Regions from separate parts of the Homo sapiens genome. Here region 2 is linked to region 1. Evidence: chromatin contacts called from ENCODE Hi-C data. All regions are on one chromosome and are shown on one strand. The core of a region is the stretch at or near the end of the contact, and the rest is flanking DNA. Distances in the headings are between cores, read along the strand shown.

Evidence for each region. Hi-C counts contacts between places; a loop is a spot of excess contacts on that map. Pooled maps may share reads with other maps.
Region 2: a loop to region 1 is called in a map of naive thymus-derived CD4-positive, alpha-beta T cell, with 5 times the contacts of the local background. The contact joins the promoter of COL19A1 here to the promoter of SMAP1 in region 1. A Hi-C loop is called at or near these places in 1 of 168 maps with a recorded cell type or tissue (naive thymus-derived CD4-positive, alpha-beta T cell), 1 of 37 single-sample maps with no recorded cell type and 9 of 50 pooled maps.

Annotation. Positions count from the first base shown.
Region 1 is chr6:70,663,639-70,670,840 of GRCh38, reverse strand. It overlaps SMAP1 (small ArfGAP 1), which reads right to left and starts at 2,958. Exons shown (of 11, transcript NM_001044305.3): 1 at 2,700-2,958. The coding sequence starts at 2,817. It also overlaps the pseudogene SLC25A6P6. RefSeq lists silencers at 2,217-2,276, 2,397-2,626, 2,777-3,176.
Region 2 is chr6:69,861,656-69,868,771 of GRCh38, reverse strand. It overlaps COL19A1 (collagen type XIX alpha 1 chain), which reads right to left and starts at 2,216. Exons shown (of 51, transcript NM_001858.6): 1 at 2,132-2,216. RefSeq lists silencers at 1,179-1,248, 1,259-1,308, 1,529-1,578.

The DNA.
Region 1 (7,202 bases), core at 1,709-4,208:
CAATTGACATACCTCTACCAACTATGATAAGGCAAGATAATACAGGCACCTCAAATCCTAAGCTTTAGTTTTGGTACATATTCTCAAAGATCAGTGGAAGAAGCTTCTTTGAAAGAAAGAAAATTGAGTTAACTAGGAAATAACTTTGAAATACAGTACATGAAAAGTTTGATGCAATTTACTAGACAGTGAAGAAAACATCAATACATACACAGAATGAAACTTCTTAGTAACTGAGCTGTAGAGTAAGACCTTTAACATATCTTTTAAAAGTACTATATTTATTATGTCATCCTAGCATATAGATCCAAAATCATGTAACAAGCCAAGAATTCTACTAAAAAAGCCTCCATAATGTACTTCAACCTTACCAAATACTCAAAAACTGTGAAAATATATTTACATCAATTGCTCTATCATGTCGAATTTTTCAATTATTACAACCATGAAATCAAGTCTAATTAAATCAATAAGTGGCCTTACCTGTGATTTTTTGCCTGAAAGATCAAGATAAAACAATGAAATTATTTACAAGATCATTTTAATATTCTTCTAGATTTAGTAGCAACAAGAAAAAAATAATCCTTGTAAATTATACTGTGGAGTTCATGCCCTTCAAGCTGCACCCTTGTACTCTTGATACCATTCTCTTCTCTCCCACTTCCTTCACTTCTCAAAACAAGTAAACCAACAAAAGGCCAGACAAAACCAAAATACAAAAGACATTCATTCAATATATATCTACTGATTTCCGTGGCAATACAAACACTGAGCAAAACGAATACTTCCTATTCTTCAGGTCCAAAGAAGTAAAACTTTTGATCCTAATTTAAGAAGTACATGATTCTCTTCTCCCCACCTCAAAAGAGTAAATAAAAAAAAAAAAAGTTAACATGGTTAATAATGGCTTTTAAAAATCTGTATTATTTTAGAAAGCATTAGTGAAAATCTGATTTTATAAAGTACTTTTTTGGAGACAGAAATTTGAACAAAAATTAAATTATTTTTAATAAAGTCTGTAGATGAAGGAAGGTTAATTCTGAAACTGTTACTATTCGACTTTTAATGAACAGATTTAATATTTACCAGCATCTCTACTTAACCATGTTATTACTCAAAATGACAAAATGTGTACTATTTAGCTTCAGCTTCTTTCTTCTTCTTGGCCTTTTAAAGGACCATTTTTCAGTGTTTTGCTAGTGCAGTCAATGAGCAAGCAACTGAGCCTAAACACAGTGCAGAACTCCCAAATAACCACACACAATCAAGTTACTAGGAAAACAAGTATTACAAGAACCAGGCACGGACTTTGTAAAAACTCATCACCTGAAAAGGTTACATAGGATAAATATAATCTTGACTCAATCAAGTTACTATATTGAAAAGTGCTTCATAAAAATAATCTAGTTACAGTATTCCCGCATGATTCTTCTAGTAATTCAGTACCTGTTACGACAGTGAAGTAACCTGCTGATGCTGTGTGGCTCAGTCTAGTCAAATATTATCAGCCTACTGAAATGTGACTCATTTATATAGTATTGAGATAGAACAGTAAAGCTTCAGGAAAAGTCTAAGTCAAATAACACAGAAATCTTAAAGGACATTCCCCAAAGAGACTGTCTCCTGCTTTAGAGAACTACCCTATTTCTCACCCAATAACGAAATAAACCAATTAAAAATATACACGATCTTTTCTTAACTACACAAGACATTTCTTTAAAAAAAAAAGAAATATTTCCCTTGAGATTACTTACAAGACATTAAACATAAATCAGATCTCCAAACACAAAACATAGCAGCTAAAAATAGTATATCTGTTTCAAAGGCTGAGGCAGAAGCCCTCCAACCGAAAAAACTAAAATTAGGTTTTTTCCATCTCTAGATCTTTAAAATGAACCTTCAGCATTTATGAGGTACACAAATCAGTGTCCACATATTCTCCCAAACTAGCTGGTCAGAGAAAACCTAATTACTAAAATCTTCAGAAATACAAACCCACCGTCCTCCAAGAGACTCATGTAATGAAATTCCTCTTCATTCTGGCTAATAACCAGACTAAAAAACAATACTACTACTAATAAAGACCTTTCTCCAATTAATTTATTCCGTAAAACTCAAACCCACCGAAAAAGACCACCATACTCTTTTTCAGGAAGCAGAGATAAAAGCCTTGTACAAAAGCTGTCAGGTGGGCAGGCAGGTAGGGCTCCATCTAGGAGACCAAGAATCCGAGCCCGGAGTGGGAGGACGTGGTCACACCGGAGGGTAGAGGAGGGGATCCAGACCTAAGCGCGGCCCCACCCACAGAGATAGCTATGAGCAGAGCTAGGAGGGCAACTCTCTAACCCTAAGCTCTGCCCAGACCCGTGCCCGGTTCCGCGCTCCCAGCCTCGCTCCTACCCCCAGCCCTGTGGAGGGTCCGAGCATCGCTACCCTGGCACCTGCTCAAACCCGTGTCTGGGAGGAGGGGAGGCTGGGGCCACTGACAGGGCCTGCGGGCCTGACCTCGCCGCCGCCTCTGGCGGACTTGAGGGTCGACAGGAGCCCCGCGCCCGCCCGCTCAGCCACCCGCCCTCCAGTCAGGGCAGGAGCCGGCCAGCGAAGCCGAGGCGTCCGCTCGGGCCCCGAGCGCCGCAGCGGCGGGAAGGTCACCGGTCGCAAGAGGCCCCGACCGTGGGCAGCGACGACGTCCAAGCTACCTTTGGCCTCGCAGTCGGCGCAGTACTTGTTGTCCTCCTCCCTCAGAAGCTTGGATAGGATGAGCTGGTGCTGCTCGTTCAGCTTCTGAGCCTTCTCCCGACAGGAGCGCGTCGCCATCTCGGCAGCGGGGCGGGGAGCCTGGGGCAGCTACGGCGGCGGCGGACGCTGGCTGGAGCCGGGCAGAGTGAACGCACCTGGCGCCGCCGGGACCGCGGGCGGACTCAGCCCAGGAAGCGGCAGCGGCAGCTGGAACGGGAGGAGGGGCGGCGGCGGCGGTGGCGGTGGTAGCGCCGACGTGTCCCGCCTCCTTGACCGGCCTGCCGGCACGCACCACCCTAGCCGGCGAGGGGAGGGGGAGGGGGACTGGGTCGCGCCGAGGCTTCCGGGTGGCGCGGAGGAAGGAACCCGGGCGCCGAGCGCGCTGCGCATGCGCCGAACCTACGGGGCCCGGGCTGCCGAGTCTTTTTGCAAAAAGGCCTTCTGCCCAAGGTGATTCCCGAAAGGTAGCTGGCACTGCCTCATACGAGCTTTCCCCCCTTTTGAGATGTGATGGTCCGCAAGGGCCTCTAGTAAAACCCAGTAATGGAAGACCTTTTACAAGAAGCCTACTTTGACTTGCCCATTTGCCTTTGCTCTTGCTGGCACAACATTGGAAATGCAGAAATAACTAGCGACTGGGTGGGTTCATTTACTCATTCGAGGTTTATTCGCCTGCAGTTTAGAAGCTGGAGACACGGATGGAAGAAAAGAGGAAAAACGGTCTCTTACATTTTAAGGGCGAGAAATAATCTAGTAGTGACATGTATTAGGGGATAACATTTCATTGAGTGATTACTCTGTTAAACGAACTGTTAGCTCATTTAACCCTTTCCCCAACCTTATGATATTGTTATCCTCATTACACAGGGGAGGAAAGTGAGGCATAGAGGAGTTAAGTAACCTGACCAGATTACAGAACTACTAGTGGAGGAGTTGAGATTTAAATCCAAAGCAGTCTGGCTCCAGAGTCTGAAAGACCTGGCAGTAAGCCCTTCCATAAGGGGGAAAGTGTGACCAGGAACCCAAGTACTAGGCGGTGATACTTTAACAAGAAGCTGTGTAAATAGTGATCCTTAATGCAAGAGAAAGAGAACTAAAGAAAACACTTTTCATTGGAACCCAGACCCTAATCCAGGCTCATGAAGTTTGAACTCCGGGTGACGCAGTTTCGATGATTTGGCATGTTGTATATTATGAGGAAGTTCTAATATGGGGCTTATGCAAGCCAAATAAACACAGTCCTTGCCTGCGATGAAGCAGATGCTAAGAAAGGCAATGAGCAAGAGTCGGTCTTACACTTCTTAGTAAGGCCAATTTCTAGCCCCTGTCCCTGCATAAAAGTGACCCTCATTGCTACCTAGCCCTGTTCTTGGCACAGGGGCTCAAAAATGTTTCTGGAATTAAATTGAATGGATATGGCAATGAAGATGCTCAGTAATTAAACAAATTAGAGCTTATACTACATAGCTCTGACAAATAACTACTAGGGAGATATTGGTGAGTTCCAATGAACAGAAAAAAACATTATGTGGGAGGTAGAACTTACGAGCCTTGTCCTGAAGATACGCTGGATTTAGATGGGGACTGGGGAGGGAGATATTAAGAAAGAGCAGCTTGCACAAAAGCATGAAGACCTGAAGTACCTTGGAAAACAGACTGGAACAAAAGGTACTACTTTTGAGATAAGGCTGCATAAGTAAACTATGATAGGGTTATGGAAGACTTGGGAAGCCAGACAAAGTAGTCTGGCCTTGATGCAAATTGACAGTAGAAAACCTGTAGATTTTTGCCAGGCACAGTGGCTCACGCCTGTAATCCCAGCACTTTGGGAGGCCGAGGCAGGCGGATCACCTGAGGTGGGGAGTTCGAGACCATCCTGACCAACATGGAGAAACCCTGTCTCTACTGATAATACAAAATTAGCCGGGTGTAGTGGCGCATGCCTGTTTAATCCCAGCTACTCAGGAGACTGAGGCAGGAGAATCGCTTGAACCCGGGAGGCAGAGGTTGCAGTGAGCGGAGATCAGGCCATTGCACTCCAGCCTGGGCAACAAGAGCAAAACTCCTTCCCCACCCACCCCCCCCCCAAAAAAAGAAAAAGAAAACCTGTAGATTCTTCAAGTAGGATAATAGCATAATAAAAAGGATCTTTTGGGAAAGTTAGTCCTGCAGTAACCAGTAAACAAACACCATTTTTTGAGTACCTCTCCTCCCTACAAAAATTCTGTTCAGCACTGTGAGGACTCAGAAAAACAGAATACAGGTTTACCACCAAAAAACAACCTTCAGGATGGATTGAAGGGTCACAGCAATGTCCAGTACAAATACTTGCGTGCCACACGTATAACTTTAAATAATGCAGTAGCCACATTTAAAAACAGAAAAAGAAACATAAAATACATTTTACTAATACATTTGATTTAACTCAATGTATCCAAAATATTTTTGAGATGTAATATAAAACATGGCATATTTTCTTTCCATTCTTGTTTTCATATTCTCTTCAAAATGCTGTATAACACAGCTCATTTCATTTTGGAGTGGCTGAATTTATTTTTTAATAAAGAAATTATCAAAAAATTGAGCCTAGGAGTTCGAGACCCTGCTGGTCCATGGGGTCTCACTATGTGGGCCAGCATGGTCTTGAACTCCTAGCCTCAAGCTATCCTCCCACCTTGGCCTCCCAAAGTGCTGGGATTACAGGTGTGAGGCACTGCGCCCAGCCTGGAGTAGATGAATTTCAAATGTTCAGCAGCCACATGTGACTAGTGGATACATTATTGAATAGTGTGGTTCTAGATGGTCAGCTTAGAGGCTATTAAAATATAAATTTGAGTTGATTGTATTTTAAGACTATAGTAGGAAGAAAGAGACTGGTCCCCAAAACATCCTGGGAAGAAAACAACATTGCATTTATTCACCAGTATTTATCAAACAACTTCTATCTAGTACACTAATAATCAGAAGCTTACAGTCTACTATGAGCTACAAATATGTAAATAGAAAAGGACTACACTGTAAAGTTTATAGCAATTATAAAGTGTTCTCGGAGCAAAAGGAACAGAACATCCAGTAGCCTGGGAAAATCTGGGAAAGTTTCACGGAGGAGGTGATGCTTAAACTTGGCTTTTAACAGATGGGGGAATTTTTCAAGTGAATGGGGGTGGAGCGGAGAGAAAGGAATTGCTTTAAAAAACACGTATGGACTTCTGAAAGTTCAGGGTTATATGCTAGACATAGTGAGGATATGAGGCCCAAGAAACCTAGAATGTGTTTGGAGAACATGAAGGTAGGAAAGGAAACAAGATGGAGAGGTAGATTGCCACCAGAGGGTTAAGAGCTTTGTAGCCAAGCAACAGAGTTTGAACCTCATGGGTTTATAGAACCAATAGAAGCTTTTACACGGAAAAATGGCTTGATAAGCTTTCTTCTCAGTAACTCTCCATACAGTGGCAGTATGGAGAACATGGTGGGGAAAAACTTATCAAGGGAACAGATTACAGGCCTGTCTCAATAATAGTCCAAAGAAGATATGATGAAGGCCTATTTTAAGCAAGTAGCGTAGGGTTTGGGAGAGACAGAATCAAATGATGGTTTAAAATTAGAAGCAGCAAGATTTGGCAGCTGACTGTATGTGGAGGGCAAGAGAAAGAAGGTGAGAATAACATCAAGCTTTCTAAGTTGGGAGAAAGGTAAATGGTAATGCCGTTAACCCAGATCAAGAATAGAAGAGGTAGGCCTCTAGGTCCAGCAGTCACAGGGCTGAGCCAGCAGCACTAATCCTCCCAGTTCTCCATGTGCTCAGCTTCCTGCTCTGCAACCATGACACAACAGGCGATCTCCTTTGCCAAGGACCATCTGGCTGGTGGCATTGCTGCTGCTGTCGCCAAGATAGTTGTGGCCCTGATTGAGCAGGTGAAGCTGCTGTAGCAGATGCAAGGCGCTAGGAAGCAGGTGACAGCTGACAGCAGTGCACAGGAATTGTGGACTACTTTCTTAAGCAAGCCCTCAACATCACATTCAAGGATAAGCAGACACAGCTATTCCTGGGAGTATGGATGAACACACACAGTTCTAGAGCTGTTTTGCCCACAATCTGGCCTCCAACAAGGCGGCCAGAGCCACCTGTCTCTGTTTTGTGTACTTGCTGGGTTTTGCCAGAACCCATCTGGTGGTCAATGTTGGGAAATCGTACACAGAGCTGGGATTCAGGTTCAAAGACCTAGGAGACTGTCTGGTGAAGATAAGTAAGTCTGATGGGATCTGGGGCCTGTACCAGGGCTTCAGCATCTCTGTGCAGGGCATCATCCTTTTCTGGGCAGCCTGAAGGCCTAAGGCATGCTCCCTGACTCCAAGACCACCACATCATGGTGAGCCAGATGATTGCCCAGACTGTGGTGGTGCGGCCAACATGACCTTCTACCCATTGGGCCCTGTGCAGACCCAAAGGAGCCAACATACTG
Region 2 (7,116 bases), core at 967-3,466, 800 kb after region 1:
TTTTTGGAAAATACCAACAGTTCCCATCTGTTTTGGATGGTTTTCTAGGATGAGAATGATTCAGATATAGAGATGATGTCCCAATTGTGGTAATAATCACATTTGGGTTTCTTTCACCTTTTTGCTCTTTCTTAGTCCTGTCCATTTCAGTTTCAGGTTCACTTTCCTGCTCTTTTGCCATACTGTCTCCCTCCTTTCCCAGGAAACCCCATTTAGGTCCCTTAGCACTTAGAGAGCTCAGGTAGGACAAAACCTAACGGAAGCACCTGACAGTTACTTTCTCCACTTTCTATCCCCTAGAGAGAGCATAAATTTTCTGCCTCTGGGGGTCACCCTCCTCTTTTTCATCCTGAAGAGATATTCCTACACAAAAACCCTGTCAGCCCTCCTCAGGAAGGGGCATTTATGCATGTTTTTCACCACTGGAATACCTAAATATCTCAGCTTTGCAGGCCCATATCAAAGATCTCTCTACTTAGAGAGGGTCCTGCAAGTTTCCCACCACTCAAAAACAAGGAGATGCCAAGACCCCACATACGAGCAGGGGCTCTTTTCTTTCTTTTTTTTTTTTCCCTTTAGTCTCCTAAAGAATTATAGCAGTGTTTGATTCGGGCAGAGGGGGAGGCATTGGTGTTCTCTCCTTTTTGGGGAGGGGTGGTGGTTGAAAATAGATACTGGTGTGCGTTTGTTTCATCTCCTCCATTAACAGGCAGATGTAAATTCCCCTACAGCAGAGTGATTATCCTCACATCTTAATCCTCCTCAGACTTATCCAAGCAGAAGATGGGACTGAGTCGTCTTGGAATTGGGGATTGAGGGAGGTGGCGCAATTTATTTCCCTTACTCTTCCATCTCCCAATCTCAAGCTGTGGCCGATGATCACTCTCTTGCCTCTATTCACGGATTGTTCTATTAAAACTACTTATTATCAGCATTCTGGGCCCTCCTCTTTTTGCTCTCCAGCCCACTGTCCCCTGAGGCTGACAAGGCACGCTGGTCCCCTCTGCCTCTTCACCTTCTCATCAAATGAAGCTCCTCGGGGGCTCCTGTGGCACCCGCCTGTCCCCCAGCTCCTCTGCCCACCCTCTTGCCGGCTTCCCGCTCCCTCCGTAACCTCTAAGGGGGTTCGCTTACGCGCCCGCCTGCTCTCGGGGAGCTAGCGTGCCCGACGGCGTGCTTGGTTCCGGGCCAACAAACTTCCTCGCGACCCTGCAGCGCCCTAGCTGGGCCGCCCGGCGCCGCCTCCTGGTTCTCGGCCGCTGTGGCTGCGGCGCCGGCGCGCTCTCGGCGGTGGCCTCGGGACTCTGACAGCGGAGGCGGCAGAGGCTGGGGCCGCGTCTTCCTCGCGCCGCGACTGGGACGTTCCGGCGGCGGCGGCGGTGGCTGCAGGGAGGACTGCGGGGACGGCGGCGGCGCTGTGGCCGACCGCGCTGCGCATGCTGCAGGGTAATTAAGGAACAGGGCCGGACGCTCCGGAACGTGGTGGGGCTGGAGTCCGGGAATCCCCGCCCGCGCCCGCGCCGCCCCCCAGAAGCCGCACTTGGGAAAAACACCCACATGTGGAGTAGGTAACCCCGGGCCGGAGGGCACCGCACCGGAACCCCGCGTCTCTTAGCTTACGCCGCTTAACTGGCTGCCTCGCTTCCAGGGCTAACACCGTCAAAAAAAAAAAAAAAAAGCGCTCTAACGGCATGAATTGATAGTGAGTTTGTTTTACTCCTTTAACCCCCCATTTTTTTTGTAATGTATTTGATGTCTGTCCCTACCCGCATCAGCAGTGCTCCATAGTTCCGCTTCACAGACACACATAGCCAGAAAAACCACCTAGAACTTAGGTGTAACGCATGAAGCCTGCATCATGTGAACATAGGAACACGAACTACATGGTATGTACCACATGAGAGTGGCCGTCTCCTGCCAAACGTTTTTGGTCCCATCCTTAAGGCCCCTATGGAAACGTATGCAGGTGTGCATTATTTATCCACCTAAACATATTTCCATGTGTAGCACAGTTTTTACATTTTCTTGAAAAGCAGATGCACACAGATAACTAGGAACACGAGCAGATGACATAGCCCGGGCATGTGTGAGAGGGCAAGTGCAGAGCCGGTCGCAAAGCCGCGCAGCTTACCTTGAATTCGTATTTGAGCCCCTCAGAGGCGCAGTGGAGTCCGGACAGGGCTGCGGCACCGCCGAGGAGTGAGCTCCCTGCGAGTGGGGAAGGGGGACGCATCTCTGCCCTTATTAGTCTCTCCCAGTGTGACCCTCCCACTCCGCGAGGACAGAGGACTCTGCAAGAAGGTACTCAGCCAACTCAGGCACAGGTTTTCTTTAATGACAGCGATGTCGCCTTAGAGCTGGGAGTAATGCCTTTCAGGTTTATGTTTTACTAGCAGTTTCACAGATAAAATGACGGTTGGATGCAAATGCCTAGAGTTTCTCACTTCTGATCATGAAGTGTCTTCAAAGTATTATTGTATGTGGCAAACGTTCACGAGTAGGTAATTGGCTTTTTAACGGTTGAGCTAAGAAAATATATCATTTATGTTTCATTTTTTCACTTTTATGTCAAGAGTTTATATAAAGTTGATTAAGGCAGTCTGCCCACCTTCTAATCACGCTCATATGTAAACGTTTGTGTGGCTTGGTTTTTCTCAGTGTCCACAGAAGTATTTTGTGATTTTAAATACATCTTTCCATGGGTTGGTGCTTCCAATCTTGGCTTTTGAACTCTTTTGGGATCCCTTTGAATATGTGAAAGTGTCATTTTCCTGCAGATTTCTGTGTAGGTGCATGTATGTGTGTGTAGAGAGAGTATATATATATTTGTAGGCATATATAGTAGGTTTATATACATATATAGGAGGTATATATGGATACTTGTAGGCATATATATTTGTAGGTATATATACATATATAGTAAATTTATATGTATACATATAGTGTATGCATATGTATGTGTATATATGAAAAACAGAATGATTTATAGAATTCAGAAGAGTAAACCAGGCATTAGAAAACAGATAAACTGGTTTTACATTTTTATTTCAGTATTGCCACAGTGGGAGAAATAGGATAAATTATATTATTGATCCACAATGGTGAAAATCATCAAGCTTAAAAGTTACCTTAGAACCATAGAAATACACTTCACATATCAGAGCTCACAGATCAAGGAATAAATAAAATCAGGCAGGCAAAAAATAAAGATGTTAAGAAAAATGTTAAAAGATAGCTCCTTTCCACTTCATTGGAGTGAAACCATTAAAGTATCACTTGTGATTTTTAAACTTCTCTCTCAACCTAATCAAGATACCTGCAGTTTTAGAGTTCGGCATTCATGGTGATGCAAACCATGTTTCTATGTCAGGATTTAAAACCACTTGATACATTTCCTTCTCATATGATTTTCATCACTAATTTTTGGCTGACTGTGGAAAGAGGCCAAGGAGGGAGGATATTGCATGAGTCACGCTACTCAAATGGCCATTTGAAAAACATGATTCACAAACCTTCATTAGACTTTTGGTGATCAGTCTCTATTTTTTTGAAGTATTATCCCATTTGATTTTTTTCTTTCTCTAAGCAATTTTACTTTATATACCTTGCCATCACTAATGAATTGAACTAAGAGCATCCAGGCTTTATTTCTTTGTCAGACTATTAAATTCACCTTATTTACACTTAATTGAAACTATTTAAAGTAATGCTTTAAAACTACCTAAAAGGAAGTCCACAATTTTGTCTCTAATTTTTGTTTTAATACAAGTAAATCAAGTTTATCTTAGAATTATTTTCTTAAACATTTTAATAATTTCATAATTGTTAAGATATTTGAGAGAGCTAAACACTTATATTTTTGTTTATATTTCAAAATGGCCCTTTTCTTATTTCTAATATTGACCCAAGCAAGATTTTGGAAGAAAGTGAAAAATGAATAAATAAAACTTCAAATTATTATTATCTGTTGCTTATTCTGTTTCTAGATACACCAACATCCCCAGGGCAACAAATATTTCTCTATTTTTCTTTCAGGAAAGGGTTTGAATCTAGGCTGGTTTCATGATTACAAACTATTGTATACCTAGGGTTTGCTTCTTTAGCCAGTTCTTTTTATTGAATTTTAAAGTGACTTCAATTAGGAAGAACCTTTAGCCAAACACCTTTTATTTATCTAAGCCAAATACAATTATAAATGATCCGGTTTTCTTCTTGCTTCTGAAGCTACTGCTGGTAAACAAACATCTGAAAATATCAGGGGAATCTGACAGCACTCTAAGTTTTAATAAACAGCTTGCAGCACTTCTAACACCAAGTTCATCTGTGTGCACGTATGTACTTAAAAAATTTAACAGATTTAAAAAACGAACTTCTTTCAACATTTATGCCTAAAGGAAGATACAATTAAATGTTTTTATGTCATGTGAGGGATAAATTCCATTGAAAACATTTTAAAAAACTGTTCCATATTTGTAATGCCCCACTGATATAAATTTAACAATTTACAATGATCATTGTACCATTTTTTATAATTTGGATTTAATACATTTTTAAAATGTGTTTCTCCTAACCCTTAGTTGTCCATCTCGTCTACTTTATGTCTATTTCTTTTTTCCTTTTTTCTATACTTCTGTACTCCCAGTCATGTTGCTCTTGTTCCCTTTTGTAATGTCTTTCACTTTTCTCCCCTTTCATAGTTTCCATTTTTCAGGAAGAAAGAATTTCACCATTGCCCCCAGCTAACTTCTCAGTTACCAAACCATAAGAGTGTTCATTCTTTATTGAATTTATGGGGCACAGCTATACATGACTCCCTTACATATCCCATGGAAATACTTCAATGCGTCAATAGTGGATGAACAGACGTTACTGTTAACTGTAATTACCAAATCTGACTTGTCATCCCTAGCATGCACTTCCCATTATATTCCTTTTTAGGCCAGCACTATGTATGATATTCTTAAGGGTAAAAAGAAAGTAGTTATATCAATTCTAAATTCTGAGTAATTGCCAAAAGTAAATTAGGACATCTTTTTATTTTAAATGCTGTGTTTACCGTTGCTTCTGAAAATAATTCTCTTCATAGAGAAAATAATATTCCACTGGTTGTTTTTAGGTTTGCTTCCCTTCCTAGAAGACATTCTAGCTCATGACATTTACTCAGTTTAGAAATGAAAGGAAGAGGCGATCATAATGTGACTTTCACTTAGTTTATTAGACTCTTCCTAGGGATCAGTGACTCTGAAAGGAAATATGGTAAAAGACAAATGACTGGGGAAAATGTTGGTTAATATACATCCAGTTCTGAAAAATCATTTGAGAGACAGAGTGAAAGAGAGAGAAAGAAATACCCCAATAGAAAAATAGGCCAAAAAGCAAAGAGGCAGTTTACAAAGGAAATAGAAAAGGTCAATACATTTATGAAAAATATTCAATTTAATTAGTATTCAAAGAAATGCACATTTATAAAGGAACTATTTTCCCCTACCCATTCTGCCAAGATTAATATTGCTGATTAGACGTGGTGTTACTATAAGCGAAGAGCATTCTCAACAATTCCAGGAACATATAATAGTTCAGTGTTTCTAAAGGGCAAATTAGCCATGTTTATTAAAAGCGTTAAAAAAAATGCACATAGACTGCATCATAAACTACCCTAAAACAGTGACTGTGGTTACTTATAGTTTGAGATTTTGAGAATTATGATTTTTTCTTTTTGCTTATATGTAATGTGTAAAGTTTCTGCAGTGAACATGTGTTACTGTTGTAATAAAAATATAACAAACTTGAAAAAATGCGATGTTTTATCTCCAACAAATTAGTAAAGCAGTGGTATTAAGAGAGCCGAGAAATTGGCCTTTTAAATAAGATTTTCAATCATTTTCAACAAGAATCTTCCAGGTAAAAATTAGTATGTAATTTAAGCCATTTAAACTGAGTCTAGTGATTTCACTAGGAAGCAGATGTTAATTAAATTGTTTATTCATTCAACATATATTTTTGAATGCTTCTTAAACCGACCACTGCACAGTATACAAAGATACATTGAACGTGGGCCCCACTGTCTGGAGTTTAACATTCAGAAAAAAAAGGAAGAAGAAGACATGTATAAATACGTAATAATAATAGGATATGAACATGCAAAATGCAATAAACAAAGTAGTTATAAAGCTCTAACTGAGTTCTAAGGTGGAGGGACTATGTTCAAACGTGGAAGCATTGGAATCAAAAAATTTCAGTGGACAAAATCTATCCATTTGTTGTTAGTCTAAATAAATATACTTACAAATAATTATAGAATCATAGTACAGAGAAGGGCATTGTAACTAAATAATTATGAAATTATGGGTTTACTGTTTCTTTAATAAATGTTTGTTGAAAGAATCCACAGAGAACAAGGCTACTTCTTATTCAGATGAAGAACATGAGATTTCTTATTTCCTGCTGAATTAAAACCTTTTGCCAAATTCAGAGTCCTAAACAGTGTCACCCAATCTACTCTTATCAGTTCCCTTAAATGTACATTTTGCCACAACCAGATTTAGTGACTTGTAACCGCAGAATGAGCATGTCTCAGCGTATTCATGTTGCTGCCTCCCACTGAAATGCAAAGTGGCTTTGGGAATTCTGCCAGTCATTCAAGGCTTACTTCAGGTGTTAGCTATAAGATGATTCCTTTCCTGCCCTCCTCCCATCAGACAAACCCTCCTCTGCCTCTGAACAGCACAGAGCACAATTTGTGCCTCTTTAATGATGATCTACATTCCCCGGCCTTGTTTCAGAAATATTTTTGTACTGCATCCTCTGACTTAATTGTAAGCTCCTTGAGGACTGGAATTGGGTCCTCTCATTTTTAATAATACCCGGAGCATCAAGTATGATGAATTAATTCTGCTTAATATAGTCTTCAAATATTTGTTGAAATGAAACCTGTAGAGGTTAAATAATCAAGGACATAAAATTTTCTAATGACGAAGTATGGACTGAGTCTTACAGTTTGTCTGGAAAAAATGATGGGTTCCTTGTTGTGTTATATCTAAGGGAATTATTCTACTGATAAAAGAATCACAGGAAAAAATGTTCTCACCTATAAAAGACTCCCAGAGCAGGAACTCT